Regions from separate parts of the Homo sapiens genome. Here region 1 is linked to region 2. Evidence: chromatin loops called from intact Hi-C (ENCODE). Cell type or tissue: prostate gland. All regions are shown on one strand. Each heading gives the region's core, and the rest is flanking DNA. Links, peaks and the distances in the headings are about the cores only.

Evidence for each region. Peaks named below come from ENCODE experiments on the same cell type or tissue, not always from the same donor. Only the 100,000 strongest peaks of a DNase experiment are listed, where the experiment ranks them.
Region 1: a loop joins it to region 2, with 2.7 times the contacts of the local background. A loop is called at or near these places in 3 of 110 quality-filtered maps.

What each region holds. Positions count from the first base shown.
Region 1 is chr6:2,458,680-2,468,724 of GRCh38, forward strand. No RefSeq gene overlaps it. Among named protein-coding and RNA genes, the nearest start is that of LINC02521, 170 kb to the right of the region's middle. In prostate gland, for the core only: no CTCF peak of the experiment used is centred there; no DNase peak of the experiment used is centred there.
Region 2 is chr6:2,696,893-2,706,937 of GRCh38, forward strand. All of the region lies in intron 2 of MYLK4 (myosin light chain kinase family member 4), which reads right to left. Among named protein-coding and RNA genes, the nearest start is that of MYLK4, 49 kb to the right of the region's middle. In prostate gland, for the core only: no CTCF peak of the experiment used is centred there; a DNase peak (open chromatin) is centred at 3,749; H3K27ac peaks cover 909 bases.

The DNA of each region.
Region 1 (10,045 bases), core at 1,351-9,350, 240 kb before region 2:
TTGTTCATCAACAGGCGATTTTCATTAAAACAAGGCTAGGATCAACTCTGGAAAGCTTGATAAATCCCTGATAAGGTGCCCAGATGTTCTAATGAACTTTGTTGGGAGTTTTGCCATTTCAAGTTTATGCGTTTTGCCCAAAGGCCAATGATTGGGATGGCCTCAGCATCTGATACTGATTCTTCAAAAAGCGCCCCCTCCTTGCCCTGGGACATTGAGTGCCTGCTGGAGAGGTTGCAAATTGGATCAGCCTAACAGAAACTGCAGTCAGGCCTGGAAGCAATATTCAGGCTCACTTTTCCAGGAATAGTGTTCCAAGAAAGAAAGGATTCTTGGGATCTTTTCACTGCCTGACAGTGATGAGTATGTTTTTCCGGACAGAGTGCAGGCTGCCTTCTAAGACCCCCAAAACATTTTCAAGTCTGCTTCTTGAAGGCCCGAACACAGAAGATTCACTCAAAAACCAATTTATCCACAGTTCTTTGGTTGATCTCAAGCAGTCTCTCTCCTGGAGGAACTTACTGTCCTATAGAGACATGTGCCAACTGTCGAAGACCGTGACGTGGCCAAAGCACAATAAGACTGTTATCTTTCTAAGGCTCCGAGAGCCTCAGCCTAAAGCTCCCATGTGGGGCTTGATGGCTGCTAACACCCAGGACTCTGTTCCCCTGTCTTGCACGTGCATGGGCTACTAGATCTACTGAATTCATTTCACCAAAGAAAGATTCGTCATCAGTTGTTCATCCTAATCTGATTGCTTAAATTTTGTAAAATTTACAACAAGGAAGAAGGAAATGGACTTGGAGAACATAACCAGATATCAGTTGCCTGAGCTACAAAATGATTTTTTAAAAAGTTGGTTCTCATTTGGAATCTGGTTCAAAATATAAGACCAAAGATATTCTATTGTCCTACAAAAGGGCGTCAAGGCTCATACATGAATTTGGAGATATTTTACTTCAAATAAAAGTATGTTCTGTCTTAAAAAAAAAACAAACTGATCAGCCTTCACTTGAAGTTAACTACAAAAAAAGGAATATATAAATAGCAGGATTGGCTGGTCTAGCCCACTGTTCTGAATGCCATATTGCTGTTGCATTCATTTCATACAGTAATAGGCTGTTAGATCTGAAAGGAAGCTTAGCCCCAGAATGGCAAATCACTTTCATTAAAAAAGCCAATAACAGTGGGTTGGTGGTGGCTGCCTGGAGCCCAGAATTGAGAAGGATTCTGGGTTCACGTCGGAGCCCAAGGGCGTGATCAATGGAAGATGTCTGTCATGGACGTGGACTTGGGGAGGGAGGGCACGCCTCATAGGTGCCAGCCTTCTTTTCTTATGGATAAGAAACCGGATGCCCAGAAGCCACTGACATACAATAAACCCAATGTGTGCTCCTGGCAGAGCTTAGAGGACAACCCCGTGTTTTCCCCCCACGTAGGGGAGCACACACCGCAAAGGAGGAGCTGAGTCAACCAGGGGAGCGAACAGCCGGCAGGGAGGACACGCACACGGATCAGCCCCGGCTGCACACACCACACCGTGCACTGGGGAGCTGGTATGGCCCCAGCCCAGTTTCCTGTCCACTAGAGGCCTTTCCTTGGCGGTGGATGGGGACTGGAGAGCAGGACTTGACCGAGCAGAGAATGAGGGAGGGATGTGTCCTGGCATATGGGAGAAGAAGTATTCCTTGCACGAGTGGCAGCGATTAGTCACACTTGGTTCTAACCATGCTTCCAAGCCTGGCTTATCTTTAACACCCAGTCTACCTCAAGACAAACAATATAAAGGAGAGAAAAACACTTTGGGGTCATTTAGAATTACTTGCATCACAGATCCAATGACAAAGGCAGCCATCGAGCCGCAGAGCAGGGAGAGGAGGCTGGGTGCCAGGTCCGCAGCTTGGCTGCCAGCTCCTCGCCTTGTGCAAAAAGTGCTTTTGTTAGACATTCCTTGTCAGGACTTAGAAACTGATGGTTTGTTCCAGAAGTTCTTTATCCTGAGATAGCTCTAAACTAGGTAGCTTGCCCCAAACAGTCAAAAAAAAAAAAAAAAACACATTAAAAATTGCAGCCTCTGAATTGAGCTGGCAAGAATAGTATATTTGGGAACAATAAAATTTCATTATGCTAATGAAGTAGCAAAATTTGAGGCCTAGAAGAATAATTTTAAAAAATTTAGCTGGATTCTAATGGAACAGAAGACCAACTGTTTCAGGACAGCAGAGCAAACGCTAACAAGTGTTCATGGGCGGAAATCACCAGTCTTATAATCTACTTGGTGGAAATGATGTTTCTGAATTCTGTTCTGAAATCTTAACAGAACATGGTTCCTCTGTTTTGGTGAACTCCTATCCAACGGTGGGGTGTTTCAGGTGTTGACAGCCAGCCATGTTCTGATGTGAGGAATGTTCCCAGCTCCTCTCTGTTCCCTGTGACCTTGGTTTAGGTTGACATCTTAGTGTGAACACTCTTGCCACCACGTGCCATGTCCAAGCCTGACCGACCCCTGCAGGCCCTGAAGAAATTCTCTCTTATGAAGCCTTGCCTCATAGTCTCACTCACTGAGGCTCTCTGTCCGTTGTTTGAACATTTGCCATTCCATTTGCCCTGCACTGATTTTTAATGCCACCCACGGCTTGTACAAAATAGTGACTTCGGCTACAGACCTGTGGTGCGTGAGCAGGTTTGTCCAAAAGTGCCCCTGGGGGCTCTGACTTTGCGTTGTCTGATAGATAAACTCTCTGGTACCAGGGGGTTCCCTACTTTTTTCAGTAGAAGAAGCTGCTCCAAACCTTGTTCCCTCAGGACTGGGGATTCCTCCCATTGCAGGAGGGACCACAGATTCCCACAGGTGCATAAATTCTCCAGGCTCAGCTGGGCACGGTGGCTCATGCCTGTAATCCCAGCACTCTGGGAGGCCGAGGCAGGTGGATCACGAGGTCAGGAGTTCGAGGCCAACATAGTGAAACCACATCTCTACTAAAAATACAAAATCAGCCGGGACTACATGCCTGTAGTCCCAGCTACTTGGGAGGCTGAGGCAGGACAATCACTTGAACCCGGGAGGCAGAGGTTGTGGTGAGAAGAGATCACGCCACTGCACTCCAGCCTGGGCAACAGAGCGAGACTCCGTTCAAATAAATAAATAAATAAATAATTCTCCAGGCTCAGGGTGGCTGATGTTCAACAGGTGTCTCATCCTGTAAAGAGCCGACAGAGCGAACCCAGACTGCCTGGCACCGAGCAGGCTGTCGATGCCCCCATGGACAGGGCTGCTTTGCTGTGGGGGTCCCTGTGAAGAGCGAGGCCTGCGTCCCCTCCTAGAACAAAGTCCACGCCTCAGGTCCTGCTGTGCCCTGGGCTGGCACATTGCCCTGTGGGGTGTCCGGAAGCTCAGGGGGTCCTGCGCCTGTTCTTCTTCTGTTGACCCGGGCACAAGTGAAGTCTCCTGAGAAATCCCGCTCAGGTCATACTGTGCAACTTCCAGACGTCCTCCTGCACCTCTGCAGACGGGGGGTGGAGGCTCACAGAGGGTCTCGCTGGGCATGAAGATACCCATCCTGTGTGACCACGTCTAATCTCCCCTGGTGGATCAGGGATGGTTTAGCCGGATGGGGCCATGGTAGCTCCTATGACCTGGTGAGAAAGCTGAGGAAGGGAGACTCGGGGAGATCCTGGGAGATCACAGGGTTACTGTGAAGGTCACAGCGATGAAGAAATGAAGGCTAAGGAAGGGGGCTCGGATGGCAAACCCACAAAATGAGACCCTGAAGAGTCCTGGTCCAGCCCCCACATGCACTTGAGCAAAGGCACTCACAGTCTCTGAGCCTCACCGATGGCCTGGAAACTCAGGCTTCTGCCCGCCTGTGATGCGAAGTCCTCCTCTTCTCTGCGTCCGCCGCCAGTCGCCCCTTTTCCTCGGCACCCTCTTCGCTTCGGCATCCATGAGCCCTCTCTGGTTTCATCCCGTCCTGCATCCCAGTGACTGTGGCTTTTCCCTTCTCCATCTGCCTCTTCCACCCTCTCCTCCTCTCAGGCCATGTCCCCTCCTTACTGGCCTGGAACCTCTCACTCTTCAGGGCCAAACATGCCCAGGACAGCTGCCACCTCTGGGCACTGTGGGCCAGCGCAGGGCCTGGGGCCTCCTTGGCATTTGCTGAATTTAATCGAGAAGAAAACAAAGGTATGTACCAAGCGAGCACCATGGTAAGGCACCACGCACTTCCCAGGGTATCCACAGGTACCCTAGGGACAGAGGGGCACAGCTGCAAAGGCGTGAGTGCCTGGAGAGCAAGGAGCTTCCTGCAGAGCAGACTGCATCACAGGCCTCCAACTGCAGAAGCGGAAGGAGCCCGGGGGCCCAGCTGCGGGCTCTGAAACCCATCACTGGCTTCCGCCTGTCCTTGGAGGCTGTGCTTCCTACAGGCAGCCGGGATACTGAGGCAGTATCCCTCCTGGGAAATGGGGAATTCCTCTGGTAGGCACTGTTGGCTTGAGAGCTATCTGATGGCCCCTCAGAAACATTCTTAGACTATGGAGTGGTCCGGAGGCCTTCCCCAACCCTCGCCCCCCTCTCTCCTTCACTCGGTCTGACTTGCATCATAGCCTGGTGGCTCCCCCAGTCGTACCTGGCTCTCCCATTCTTAGGTGTTTCCCCTTATAGTGCTTGCATATTTCACAGGTCTTGGTACCTGCATCTGTGGGGACCTGGACTAACACAGTGGGCCCTGCATCTGACCGGTGTTGGCAGACACAGGGAGGAAGCCTCACATGCTGACCCTCAGGGCTGGACAGGGATCTTGAACCCTGTGACAAGTCAGTAAATGTCTGTTGTTTCCCACTCCTGGGTAGTAACCACAGGCATGGCCAGTGTCTGTAGAGTGACCGTTAAAAATTCCTTAGACATGCCCAAGGAAAATGTGATAGAAAATAACAAGCACGCTCTGAGATTAGGGCAGGAAAAGGATTGATACAGAGTTTATTGACACAGAGGTATTCTGCTAATTATACAAGTCTCTGCTTTTTTTTTTTTTTCCAACGGAGTCTTGCTCTGTCGCCAGGCTGGAGTGCAATGGCGTGATCTCGGCTCACTGCAGCTTCCGCCTCCTGGGTTCAAGTGATTCTCCTGCCTCAGCCTCCTGACTAGCTGGGACTACAGGTGCCCACCACCACGCCTGGCTAATTTTTTGTATTTTTAGTAGAGATGGGGTTTCACCATATTAGTCAGGATGGTCTCGATCTCCTGACCTCATGATCCACCCACGTCAGCCTCCCAAAGCGCTGGGATTAAGGGTGTGAGCCACAGCGCCTGGCCAAATCTCTGCTTTTTTTAAAGCTGTGAAGACCCGTCTAATTAGTTAAGATGTATGGCAAGCATGTCACAGACATTTTTTCAGCTAGCTCAAGCCATTCTACTTTATAAAAGCATTCCAGGAGTACCTGTTAGGAAATTCAGATGATCAAATGGAGACTGTCAAGAATTCTTTCCAGATACTAATGCCCAACATCCACTAGGCACTCTTGGAACCATGACTGATTAGAATAATAATTCTAAGTTAAATGGTGAAAATGCTGGGTCTGCAGAGGAACGGGGTTGGATTCCCTCGGCAGGAGCTGACCATTTGTTCAGTGGGGTGTGGAACAGTTCATGGAAGTGGGGAGACGGGCACTGATCTAGCCACTTCATAGGTACAATTCTTACAGCAACGTCATGACATATTTATTATGATGCCCACTTTGCAGATATGGGTGCAAATGAGGCTCAGGGTGGCTAACTTTCACAGTCAGTCAATAAAATGGAACTCCATGTCTGTTCTGTCTAGTCCTCCCTGCATTCGTACTTCCAAGGGCCTGCATTCCTCCCACCAGATGAGAAGATGCTAAAAGGCCCTGCAGAGCACAGGCGGAGTCCATGCCCATCCACTTCTCTGTCCTTGGCACCCAGCCTCTGTCTGGCACAGACAAGATCCCCCGAAATGTTGCTGAGTCGAAGGGAATTGAGGGACAGTTTAATGAAGGGCCATCTTTCCAGTGTTTAGAAACCATGTTTGCTTATTTGTTTTTGCTTCAGCTTAATTTTCCTTTAAGCCTCCACCTGTGGGTCTCTGTGGTTTTCAAAGTTTAGACTAGTTCAGCAACTACAGGATTGCCCTGCCCTGGGGTGATCTTACTTCCAAAGAGCAGGCACAGTTACCAAACTCTGTGCCCTGTTCTTTGGTCTAGAAAACCTAGTCGCTCAGCAAAGCCGGTTGTCAGCCCTCGTGGTCTGAATTATACCCAACTGACCTGAAGGAACCCTGGTAGCCCTAAAAATGGAATTCTCTTGGGTGAGTGGGTCAATACCTCTTTTGAGTTGAATTTTCTTCCATTTCTTAGAAACGGCCTTTTGAGAAATGTTTTAAAAGTGTATCTTTTCTTAATACAAAAGAAATACGTTCATTATAGGAACATTAGATATGAACATAAGCAAGCAAAAGAGAATTTTAAAACACTCATGATTTCTTTTGTTGTTGTTGTTTTGAGATGGAGTCTCACTCTGTCACCCAGGCTGTAGTACAGTGGTGTGATCTCAGCTCACTGCAACCTGGGTTCAAGCTATTCTCATGCCCCAGCCTCCCGAGTAGCTGGGATTACAGGCACCCGCCACCACACCCGGCTAATTTTTGTATTTTTAGTAGAGATGATGTTTCACCGTGTTGGCCAGGCTGGTCTCAAACTCCTGACCTCAAGTGATCTGCCCGCCTCGCCCTCCCAAAGTGCTGGGATTACACCGCGCCCGTCCTGATTTCTTTTTTTAAACTTACCACAGTTATGACTATATAACACTCATGATTTCATCATCCAAGACTCACTGTTATTTACACCCCAGCACGTACCTGTCCAGCCCCTTTATACATTTGTCCCAAGTGCCCCGTAATGTTTCAGTGGTCCCTGGGTGCTGACATTGCTCTCCATGCACGCTGATGCTGGAGGTGGACATTTATGATTTTAAGATATTCAGAGCAGATATTGGTAAATATCTGTTTTACTACCTGTCAGAACATAGAGTGATAATCATATCTGGTTTTTTTGAGACGGAGTTTTGCTCTTGTTGCCCAGGCTGGAGTGCAATGGCATGATCTCAGCTCACCGCAACCTCCACCTCCCGGGTTCAAGCGATTCTCCTGTCTCAGCCTCCCGAGTAGCTGGGATTACAGGCATGTGCCACCATGCCCCACTAATTTTGTATTTTTAGTAGAGATGGGGTTTCTCCATGTTGGCCAGGCTGGTTGCGAACTCCTGACCTCAGGTGATCTGCCCACCTTGGCCTCCCAAAGTGCTAGGATTACAGGCGAGAGCCACCGTGCCCGGCCTGTAATATCTTTTTTTTAAGTTAAAATTATGTTGTGAACATCTTTCTACATTCACCAGTTATCATTGTAGCGGCAGGATGGAACTTCCCGTTCTGCAGGAGGTCACTTACTCACCAAGTCCTCTGTTCCTGGATATTTATGGTTGATGCTTTTCCCCACTCTTTTAAATTACAAACGATGCTTTCAGGAAAACCATTTTACTACATCTTTTTGTTTCCCCCCCTAGGATATATTCCTCAAAGTAGAATTTCCAGGTGAAAGGGGATGCAGATTTTTAAAGCTTCAAATAGTCATACCAAATACAGTTCCGGAAAAGTTGTTCTTACTCACATTCCCACAACATTGATGAGAGAGTCTATGTTCCGACGACAGGCTCTTGCAGCTCCATGTGTGGGCGTGTATGTATGTACGTAAAATTGCCAACTTGATAAACTATTTTATTTTTGAAAATTTGGAATCCTATTGTTCCCTGTTACTTTTTAAAACACAGCTGGTTTGCGAGAAAATAAGCCTATCTTCCCCAAGAAATGAATTCCTGGTCTTTGATGTCTCTGGCTGGAAATACCTGTGTTTTAAAATGTGAGTTTTATTGTTATTCGGGTATGTAAGGCCAACAGACCAGGAGAAGACTACCACTGAAGAGGCAGCTTATTACACACGGTTCCAAAGAGGAGGGGCGTGCCGTGTCATGGGGGCAATGAAAGCACCAGGCTGGTTGGGAGGTAGAGGAAGGGGAGAAACTGTGGCCAGAGGCTTCTCTGGGGTTTCAGCAGGAAGGAACAGGTAAGGAGGGATAAGCAGGCTGAGGATCGGCCAGGTGGAATAATTTCAGCAGGCTCTGGCTCATAAGACTGTTCCTTGTTGTCTGGTACATGGACCTGGGTGTATCAGGGAAGGTGGATGGTGGCCCAGAGCATGAGAGCCCCATGAGGGAGGTGGTCGGGGTGTCTATGAAAGGTGAGCTTGCAGGGAGTTGTTTATCATCTCAAGGAATTAACTAACTGGCGGTGTGGTGGGGAGGAGTGGGGAGGAGCAGTCTCTCCAGGGTCAGCCTAGACCCTGGATGTGGAAGCACCAAAGTATAGAAAATAAAGGCACGGTTCATACGGCATGCAGCTGGCTCACGGATGGTGTGCCTGAGTGTGCAAAACGATCTCGTGTCAAGTGAGGTGGCTCAGGCTGCTGTCCTTGTCGCTGCAAGCCCTGCTTGGAGAATGAAAGCTCACTTGTTGTCAGGGTCCTCCATGCATCCCAGCACCCCTGGGTGGGACCAAGGGCATGCTCCACCTTCTATCACGAGGAACAATTAGTATTAACAAGACGGCGCCGCGGAATGCACTTCCTAAATTGTGGACAGTGTTAGCAAATTCCTAAAAGCACCCAACACCTCTTCAAGGAGGAAGGTGAAGCCTTGTTGTTTAGAGTTCACTTTTTCTTTGTAACATATTCTATTTCCGAGATCTTTCTTATACATTTTATTTAGCCAAGGCTGTTTGCCAAGGAGTTTGCATCCACCCCACTGCTATTTGAGGCCATGCTTGCTGTGAGTTTCTCCGATTCCTCTCCCTGCTTCACCCACTCCTTCTGAAAAACACAGCTAATTGATGGTCAATTTGGCCACAGAAGCCTAGTATTGGAATTGTTGGAATACAGGAGGATTTGTGGACTAGATTTTTTTTTCTTCTTCAAGAATGACAAGCTAACCCCAAATTATGGCAAGAATTCTTCAGGTTCAATAATTAAAAGCAAAAGGCAGTCCCCACGGAGAAAAAACAGTGTGGTCTGGAAGATATCTTTCAAATTGAAGCAGACTGTGTAACTCCCAAATATTATGGATACAAATTAGCTATATTTGATCACTGGATCTTATTTACCCTAATTGTCTTCATTTCTGTGGTTTCCTCATACATTGTGTTTACAGCACACTTGGTTTCCCAGCTCAGTGTCGGAGTCTGGGCTGCAGGGATGGTGAGATCGAGCTTCAGAGTTGAGAAGAGGGGAGGGTAGACAGAGAGAGAAAGGGGAGAGAGAGAGTGTGGGAGTCTGGGCTGCAGGGGTGGTGAGATCGAGCTTCAGAGTTGAGGAGAGGGGAGGGTAGACAGGGAGAGGAAGGGGAGAGAGAGAGAGTCGGAGTCTGGGCTGCAGGGGTGGTGAGATCCAGCTTCAGAGTTGAGGAGAGGGGAGGGTAGACAGAGAGAGGAAGGGGAGAGAGAGAGACAGAGAGAGGAGAATGGGAGACAGAGAGGGAAGGGAGGGAGGGAAGGGAGAGTATAAGAGAGAAACAGAGACACAGAGGAAGGGAATGAGAAAGGGAAGACAGAGACATAAGGACAGTGAGACACAGAGAAAGGGAGGGAGAAAGAGAGGGAGCGAGAGAGGGAGAGAGGGAGAGAGGGAGAGAGAGGGAGAGAGAGAGAGGGAGTGAGAGAGGGAGAGAGAGAGGGAGCCAGAGACAGAGAGAGGGAGAGAGGGAGAAAGGGAGAGAGAGAGAGGGAGAGAGAGAGGGAGCAAGGTGGGGGCGAGAGAGGGAGTGAGAGAGAGGGAGTGAGAGAGGGAGAGGGAGAGAGAGAGGGAGCGAGAGAGAGCCAGGGGGGCCTTTTTTGGGAGATATGCTTTTCCTCAAAGACACAGAAGTCTTACACATTCAGACCAAAGATACGCTAAAAGCCAGCACATTGTGTTATGTGAAATGT
Region 2 (10,045 bases), core at 705-8,704:
CTACTAAAAATACAAAAATTAGCTGGGCCTGGTGGTGCACACCTGTAGTCCCAGCTATCAGGAGGCTGAGGCAAGAGAATTGCTTGAACCCTGGAGGCGGAGGTTGCCGTGAGTCAAGATTACGCCACTGCACTCCAGCCTTGGCAACAGAGAGAGACTCCGTCTCAAAAATAAAATAAAATGAAATAAAATAAAATAAAATGCATGTAGTGGTTATCAATGTATATAATTATAAATAAATATATCGCGGAGTGCTTTAAAATATTTTACTGATGGCAGCACAAAATCAAAATAATTTGGAGACAATTGTAGATAACACCGTGCTTCACACTCTGATTTTCTGAAGTGTGTTTTGGAGCAGGATCATTCTAATTAGTCGGTTTGAGTGCAAGAACATAATTAGAACTATCAGCTCAATTCTTGCAAACTCTTTTTCTCCTTCTGCAAAGTACTGCTTTTAAGAGTTCAGTATTCATCGCTTGCGTGCCAGTTTTGATTATTTAAGCAATTTCAAGTCAGCACTTTATCCTCTTTTCTCCGTTAACCATTACATTTACTGCCATAGGATCCAGATTTGAACAGCAGGGCGGCATCGGTCCACAGGCGTGTGCCGGCTACCTGGGCATGAGTGCGCTCTCGCCCTGCGTCACAGACCTGTCCCAGTACTACATCAAAACCCTACTTTTCCTGAGAGTGGCGGAATAGCTGAAAGGGAAATTCATTCAACTGAACAACATCGTCTAATCCTTCTTTCATTCCCATTCAATAAAAATCATTTAAAAAATCAATGGTAAAACGGATTTGTCCTTGAAAGAACATAAAGGCTGAGATAAGGGCTGCTCCTCTGGACCTCAACAATGCCACCATCGTTTTCCGTGTTACTGCAGCGTTCTCAATGTGTCTGTCTGCCCGCTGGCATACGGACCCTTCTCTTCCCCTTCGTTTCCCCAGCACCGAACAGAGGGTAAAGTTCTGAAGTGCTTGGTGAAGCAATGCGTGATGAAGAAAACAGTGCTTTCTGGAATGGCACGTTCACTGTGAGAACACTCTGTCATCAGGCTGCACCCCTGAAAAGCCAGGCTGCCCTGGGGGCCATCTCAGATGCATCCCTGCCACGGTGGCTCATATCCACAGCCCTGAATTTACATAGCCGATGGCCAGCAATATCAACGGCCATGCATTTTGGGATTACAGTTGCTGCAGAAAATTGTGTTCATAACATAACATATAGAGAATTCCTGGTTCTTTTTAAAACTGTTGCAAACAGGCCAGATAGAAGAATGGAGGAGAACAAATATTTGTAATAATTTGTAGCTGTGACCCACAGCCTGGACTCTGATGGTGGCAGGTAGATGTTAGAGGTCGGCCACCCTGTCCTACAGCTCTGTCCTCTACTGCCAGGCTCAAGTGTTGGTCTTTTCAAACCTCCTCAGCTCTGAACGTATCACCCACATGGCCTTTCTACAACAAGGGGGTTATCAGGATAAGAAAACTCGGAAGTGTATTTAAATTCTAAAAGTTCAGTGTGAAAAAGGAATAGCCTAATGGAATAAATCTGACCAGTCCTGGGCTCCGCAGAGTCTTTTCTTGCTAGCAGAGGACGCTGGGTCATGTACCCTGAATAACAGTTTTGCATATTACTGTTTGTGGAAATGCCAAGATGAACAATTTTTGGCCATTTTACCTAAGTTCTAGAAATATCTAAACAAAAGTATAACAATTTATAATGACTTTATTAAACTTGGATTAGATTCCTAATGGGGGAGAGAACAATAAATAAATCCTACAAGAATACAAAGAGATGAATTTTCAGAAGAAATATGAAAACATTTTCTTGCCTGAGCATAGAAGATACTTCTAGAGATTGTTTGTAAAGCAAATCTATTTCCCTTCAACCTCAGCACACACTCAAACTCTCCATGTATGAAGCGAGAAAACCCTGAAGTCCTGGGTGATAAAAGGAATTCTCACTAAGCAAAGCCTGTTTCATGGTCTGTGGGGACTGGCATGGCTCAAGGCAGGACAGAAACTGACTGACCAAATCCAGAAAGGGAAAGTGTTCACCTGTTCTCAGAACTCAGTAAGTGGATCCTCCCCAGGCTGCTGATGACATCAGGTGGAGTCAGTCACCTGAGAAAATAACCCCGCCAGGAAAATTAAAGCCTTTCCATGCACCCACAATTATGTGCACAGTGCTTCACTCGGAAGCCAAGTAAATGGGACCCTCCAAGTACATAGACCAAGAAAGAGCCTGAAGTTAAAGGTGTGGATTTAGGAAAGCCTAACTGGATCATCCACTGAATGAAGATGCACGGATAATTTTACTTTATTTTATTATAATATACATTGAGCTGTATCATAAGAGAAAGCATGCTACCACTTTTCTTTTCTTTTCTTTTTTTTTTTTTTTTTTTTTTGATATGGAGTCTCTCTCTGTCGCCCAGGCTGGAGTGCAGTGGCGCAATCTCGGTTCCCTGCAACCTCCATCTCCCGAGTTCAAGCAATTCTCTGCCTCAGCTTCTCCAGTAGCTGGGATTACAGGTGCCCCCTACCACACCTGGCTAATTTTTTTTTTTTTGTATTTTTAGTAGAGACAGGGTTTCACCATCTTGGCCAGGCTGGTCTTGAACTCCTGACCTCGTGATCCACCTGCCTCGGCCTCCCAAAGTGCTGGGATTACAGCTGTCAGCCACCATGCCCAGCTGCTACCATATTTAACAGCCTCTGCTAGCAAGAAAAGACCGTGTGGAGCCCAGGATGGTCAAATTTACTCCATCAGGCTATTCCTTATTGACATCAAAACTTTTTATAAATATACTTCCAAGTTTTCTTATCCTGATAACTCCCTTGTTGTAGAAAGGGTTATATGTTCGGAGCTGAGGAGGTTTGAAAAGATCAGCGCTTGAGCCTGGTGGTAGAGGACAGAACTGTAAGATGGGGTGGCCAACCCCTAACATCTACTGGCCACCATGGGGGTCCAGGCTGTGGGTCACAGCTACAAATTATTACAAATATTCTCTCTCCTCCATTCTTCTATCCAGCCTGTCTGTGTAAATTTTAAAAACAACCACTTAAAATGAACAAATTAAGAATCTTCACCTACCTATGTGGCCACAGTGAGTAGTTCGATAACACAGATTTTATTTTCCCCCATCTTATACCCATTGGATGTGCTGACACCTTATAATGAGTCTGATATTGTTATTTTCTTCCCACTGCCACCTTACCTGTCCTCCCCACAGAGAAAACGCTGAGTCCTCTGACTTGAGGCCGCTCTTTCTTTCCCTCTCAAACTCGCATTGCTCACCCTGCCGCCCCACCACCCCACCTGTTTTTGTTATCCAAACTGTTCTAAGTTCTAATATGTGGCTCTCAACCATCTGGGGATGTTGGACACTATTAATGCCTGGGTCCTCCCCTGAAGATTCTGATAAACTGGGTCTTGAGTGGGGCCAGAACACCAGTGTTTTTTAACCCACCCACACCCCAGGGATTGTAAAGTACTAAAAGGGAGGGGACCCACTTCCTCTGTCGCCTCCGGTCACTCTGGCCTTTGTTCTGAGGCCTTCTTACCAGCCAGGCTCCCTCTGGTCACAGATTGGAGCAATTATAACAACACTGGAATCCCTCTTCCTCCCCCCGATAAGCAAGGTCTTTGATCCTATCCAGGATGGACTATCTAGCAAACCACTGCCTCCTCCTTATCCTCCACCCAGGGATACGTGTGTGGAAATGAGGCCAAGGTAAACGGCCCTGAGACCCATAAAACCTCCCTCCAAAAATGATCTATGGGGCATCCTGGGAGGGCAACAAATAAAAAATCCAACGTTGCCAACCATGCCTCTGGTCCTCTGCCTGAAAGCTTTCTGCCTTGCTTCTTGGCCAAAATTTAGTAATTGAAAGTGATTTAATTCCTCCATTAAAATGGAGGTAAGCAGAAGAGAGGAGGACTCAGGCTGAGGTGGAGAAATATCACCTTTCAGGGCATAGAAGTATTTATAGCACTTTGCGTAAAAGTATATCTAAAAACTATACATCAAGGGATGCTTTGCCTTCTTGGGATTCCGTCACCAGAATAGCACCTGAGCACTTCAAAAACTGTGCAGTGAGGCTACTAAGAAATTGAGAGCGTGAGTGCATGTGTGTGTCAACCGACTTCAAATGGAATCACAGCTCCTCATGTTCATTTCATTAAAATGAGTCTTACTTTGTAAAATTTCCCTTTCATAACGCAAGTCCAAACCTTGGAATGTTTTCGCATGAAGTTTACAGTGTTTCTTCATCACCCAATAAAACTCTTTGATTTCTTCCCGCCGCAGACAGTTTTAAGAGCCTTCATTTCACATGGGGTTCTCGGTATGCTTTTTAATTTTTATTTTAAGATCATTTTTTATCACTTCATCTCCTGTCTCCCACTCTGAGCCTAAGTTCAGTTCGGCCTCCCCGAGCCCCACTGCCTCCCTGCAGTGGGGCACGCCGGCCGAGGCTCAGAGGGGCTTGGTGTTTCCTAATGTGAGGCGAGGTGTGGTCCCCTGGACTGCAGGAATATTTAGAGATCTGCGCTTAGACTCAAGGAGTAAAATGCTTAACCTCCTAATGGTTTACCTTTCTGCATCTTCCCCTACACAGGAAACACACACTGCAAAGCAAAGTGACTTTTGAAAAGCTACCTCTGAAAAGCAAAGAGATACTACAAAGCTCTTCAAAAATGTCTCTGAATGAATGAATTTGTCTGTAATACAAACTGCGTAGGTAAAAAACTAATCAGTTATGACTGTCCCCAACATTTAGTCGCCTGGTCCAGTCTATGCAAAGTGGGCTGGTGAATCCGCAGCAGCAGCATCTCCTGGGAACCTGCTAGCAATGCAGAACCTCAGAACCTCAGCCTCTCCCCACCACCCACCCAATCAAAATCTGCTCTTTAACCAATGGCCAGGTGGTTCCCATACATGTTAGAATTTCAGAAGCGTTGACCTAGTTAATATACGTCATGAATTGGTGCGAAGAATCATTTTACAAAATATGTGTCCCAGCCTCGTGTGTCTATTTACATCTTGCCTCCATCCACAAGGCGTCTGAAGAGCTAATCTCGTACTTGGGTAAACTCAGAGGGAAGCCAGTGAGGAGCGGGGAGGGAGTCGAGACAGCATTCACTGGGGGCCGCATGCCGCTGGCCTTGCTGGCAGCAGTTGGTGGAGACCCAGCACTGTGTGGAACATCCGTGAGCTGCTCAGGAGGCCCAGGACTCCCGCTGGAGCTCAGGGAAGAGCATGCATAACTAGGTATCATGTGCCTGGAACTTTCCACTAATCTCTGGGGTTGACAGATTGCCCAAACTCAGGCCTCAGAGAAGAGCAACATTAAGGCCCAAAGACAGGATGAAAACCAAGGCAAACCAAGCTCTGGAGAATTAGGAATGTATTCTGATGGGCCCCAAAATGCAAATTAGGCAGTCAGGATTAATGCAAAGAATACAGTTAGAATTAATACAAGTGCTGTAACCTGGCTACAATAAAGGTGACTATCAACTTGAAAGAAAATAAAAGTATTGTGTCTAGCATAGTTCTTACAAATCAAAATTTAGAGGTTGAAGGGTGGGGTGGGGAAGGAAGGCGGAAAGATGAGCTGTTGATTAAAGGGTACAAAGTCTCAGACTGGAGGGATAAGTTTTAGTGAACTATTGCACGGCTTGGTGACCACAGTTGTTAATAACATACTGTACATATTTAAAAATTGCTAAAGGAATAGATTTTTAACATCCTCACCACAAAACAGTGTTAAGTTGGGGAGGTGGTAGATGTGTGAATTAGCTTGATTGACCCTTTCTACAATGTATACATAGATCAAAACTTCACACCGTGCCCCAGGAATATACACAACTGTTATTTGTCAATTAGAAATAAATTAATTAAAAATGTTAAGTACACAGCTAGTACATACCCTCCAACACCCCCGATCGGTCTGTGTTTTACTCCTAAGATATGCTTAAGCCCTCAATATATGAAGAACATGAACACCAAGCTGAACTCTTCGGGTTCTTGTCTCATTGTCCTTTGTTTGATTGTGGACGTGGGGGAAATATTCAGCTGGTATGCTGGTACCATCCTAGTTATTAAAACATGGAAATACCTCCATGCTGGCTGGTAAATAGGGGATTTTCTGAGACTCCCAGGAGCTCCTCCAACCTCCCGACCTCGCCTCCTCTCAGCCTCAGGACCATCCTAAGACCAGTAACTATAGGGTCAATATCTAGCATGGAGGGGGCCCCCAGGACCCTGGTCCAATGCAGTACACCTTGATACGTGAGCAACTGTGGACTCCCAGTTATTAGTGTACAGACCAGGGAAAAAGAGTATCATATGAAGGCATGTGGCCACAACAACAGGCTGTTGGCCATGTAATATTTAATATTTAAATAAGAAGTTTTTAAAAATATTTACGCTATCCCTGCAAGTTCATTATTAGGTACGGAATCAAAGTGTGCTTTGAAAGTCAAGGAGAGAGCAATGGACAACAGTGAAGAGAGGTAAAAGAGTTACTACCAGCAATGCCTTTACCTACCTTAGGCCCTGGGACGGTGGCCCTGAAATTATTAAAGTTCCTTCCCCAGAAATTCTTAATCTATGGGTCTGGGTTGAAGCCCAAGGACATTTTTCATGAGCTCTGGGAGTGATTCTGATGCACATGGTCCAGTGACCCTACTTTGAGAAAACAGGTAGAACTCCTACCCATTATTCAAGACCCAATTCAGGAAGGTTTCCCTTTGTGAATTCTTTTTTTTTTTTTTTTTTTTTTTTGAGACGGAGTCTTGCTGTGTCGCCAGGCTGGAGTGCAGTAGCACGATTTCGGCTCACTGCAAACTCCGCCTCCGGGGTTCAAGCGATTCTCCTGCCTCAGCCTCCCAAGTAGCTGGGACTATAGGCGTGTGCCACCACGCCCACCTAATTTTTGTATTTTTAGTAGCGATGGGGTTTCACCATGCTGGCCAGGATGGTCTCCATCTCTTGACCTCGTGATCTGCCTGCCTCGGCCTCCCAAAGTGCTGGGATTACAGGCGAATTCTTTCTTAAACACTCCCCTCCCATATGTTCTACCTAAAGAGGAGTCCACCTTCTCTCTGCCTCTGTTGGCCACACATCTTCGTGGATTTATCACACTGTGTTGAATGATTTGTTTGCATTTCTGACTCCCTCAAGGCATCTCAGTATCTCTAGAATCTAACTCAGTGTCAGCTCATGACAAACACTGATTGATTGACTGATTTGTTGATTAGAAGGTCGGGTTGGGGGAACTGATGCCAGGCTGTATTTACTGATCATCTCAACCACCTGTATGAAGATTTTTGTCAAGGGCTGCCATTACATGCCCTTTATTACATCCTCCTCAGCATCACACTTTGATGTCCAGCTCCCAGACTCCTGTGGTACCTACAAGTCCCACGTCCATGCAGCGCAATCTGTTGTCCTGGACCTCTGGAAGAAAAGCTAAGTCTTCTCAGACCTTTGTAGAAATTCAAATGTTTGTGTCACCAGCAGCATCTGAAACTCTATCCTCAGTATGGTTTTTGAAGTAATTTACCATTTGATCACCTTCTCAAATTTCTTAGACCTACTAAAAATCAGAACATGTACTATAAACATTCATTTGCTTAGTGTATATATTTAAGATCTATTATTCATATTTCTGCATTGGCCGTAACTTCTTTAGCATGCTTTAACATGTTTGCCCAGAGAGATACTTCATGAATACTTTTGATCATGGGAAATGAGGTTAGAGTTAGGGATTGTTGCTGCCACATTTTACTTTATTATGATTATGGAAACTAATTTTTCCAGAAGGCAAGAGCAGGGAGTAGCTCTTTCCTTTGAAATGTCTGGTTAAATTTCTTTGCACATCTCCTAGCCCAACATCAAATCAAGTGCTAAATAATGTCTTTGCATTTTACTATTAAAGTCCTTTACAATATATTTCTAATGGCAACTAAGTAGCCAGTCCAATTATACATCATATCCATCACTCTAATGTCCCCTCAGCTTTAAAGTTCTAGGATGTCACAGGAGCTAGAAGAAAGCTTAGCACAGCGAAGGAGCATCCTCAGAAACTTTATATGGTTGCAAGACACCGATTCTCGGGTGCTTTTCCAAATATCTCCACCCTTGGAATCTGTCTTCTGTTGTGATTATGATTTAGTGGTAACCAGATTGCTAAGCAAAAATGTCTTTATAACAGATCGCAGAAGAAAGCAAGATGCTTGTTTGGGTGGCTGTGTGCTTCTTATTGATTTATTTAGTGTTTTTAGTTCTTCCCCATTTCTCAGCAGGTGAGGCCTTCACTTGGGTTCAGTTCTTAGGTTCTCCTCACTGCATTAGGAACTGTCAACATGGAAATCGTTCTACTGAGGACTTTCTCAACAAAGTTTCCCATTCCCCTTTCTACAAAGGGAAGGGAGGGTGATGGGAGTAGTCTCAAGGTTCTTCTCAAGTTTCTTCTCAAGCATTGCTTGGAGGTAGTAATGAGTGAAGCGGGATGGGGGTATACAGAGTCTGAGTTTGTAACACATGCCCCTCCAGGTCCTTTTCAAATTCCTGGTCCCAGTCATCCATGGCAATGAGCCTGTGTTCCCTGTTTAAGCAGGGAGCTTGATTTGCTGATTCAAATAAGAATAACAATCTCTTATTCTCCAAGGCAGGAAATTGCTGTTTTGGTGAATGAAACCAAAACAAATCCAAAAAGCAGCACTTTTTGTTGTTGTGTAAATCAGCCATTTATTTTCCATGTTGGCTGAAGGCAGAACAAGAAGAAATCTGAAAAAACAACTTAGATTTAACATCACATTTAAATTTTATATTACAAAGAAATTACGGGAATGGAAGGAGTTTGCCTCCCAGTCCATTGGGTTAGAAAGGTAACTGTTTTGTATTCCCAACCATACAATTTACCACAAAAGAACATAGTATTTTAGAAGCTCAAAATAAGACAAAGAAAGGGAAAATTTCTCAAATTATGTAATCCATTTGAATTCGGGGGAAAAAAAAAAAAAACCTTAAAGAGCATTGTAGCCCAATCAGCTCAACTTGAAATGAGATTCTACCCAATTTCACCTAGTTACAGGAAATTTTAATAATGTTTAAAATGTTTTTGCCAAAAGGGATGACCGTCGATAACACTGAATAATATTGATGATCTTTTCCCACACTTTCATCTTTAAAAATGTCATAGGACATTGCAATATATGATCTTTTCTCTCATTAAACATCCAGCCATCACAATGCATTTTTCAAAGACACACAGCTCTGAATATTCTATCTGTTATTGTATACTGTTTTCTGTGATGTTTAGAAGAGTAGGCAACTATAGATTAATTTGTGTTAGGTATTTGTATAAGCATAAGAATTAATTTATGTTTTGGTATCAGGTCGCTATAGTGAGAAGCACGTTATTCGTCACTCTAAAGTGACTTTTTTTTTTTCCAGAAAAAAAACCCCACAAAAGAACAAAAGGACATTTTTGGAGGTGATGGATAAGTTTAGTAACTTGATGGTGGTGATGGTATCACAGGTGTATGCATTTGTCCAAACTCATCAAAACGTGTATATTAAATACGTGTAATTTTTTGTATATAAATTTATACCTCAGTGAAGCTTTTTTTAATATAGATATAATAATGGACAAGATTATGAAAACTGTATTAGCACCTGTGGTATCGAAAGAGAAACTTTAGCTTTGGACTACACAGCGTGTGGGAGCCAGGAGGGGCTGGCTTACTTCCTTGATTGGCAGAGGGCCCCACTTGAAATTCTTCGAGGAGGAGAGAGGTACAGTATCACCCAGGGCGTGCATTTCCATAGGAAGCCACAGCAATGCAGACTGGCTCTTCCTCCTTCACGGAGAACATGCTAAACTACACTCAGAGCAGTAATAAGTAAATCAATGCCTACGACGAGGTGACAGCTGGCCTCTGCAGCAGAAACACATGATCACAGATGGAAAGCTCAATTATGGGTATTCCAAGAACAGAATTAAAGTCTGTTTTCAGTTAGAAGCC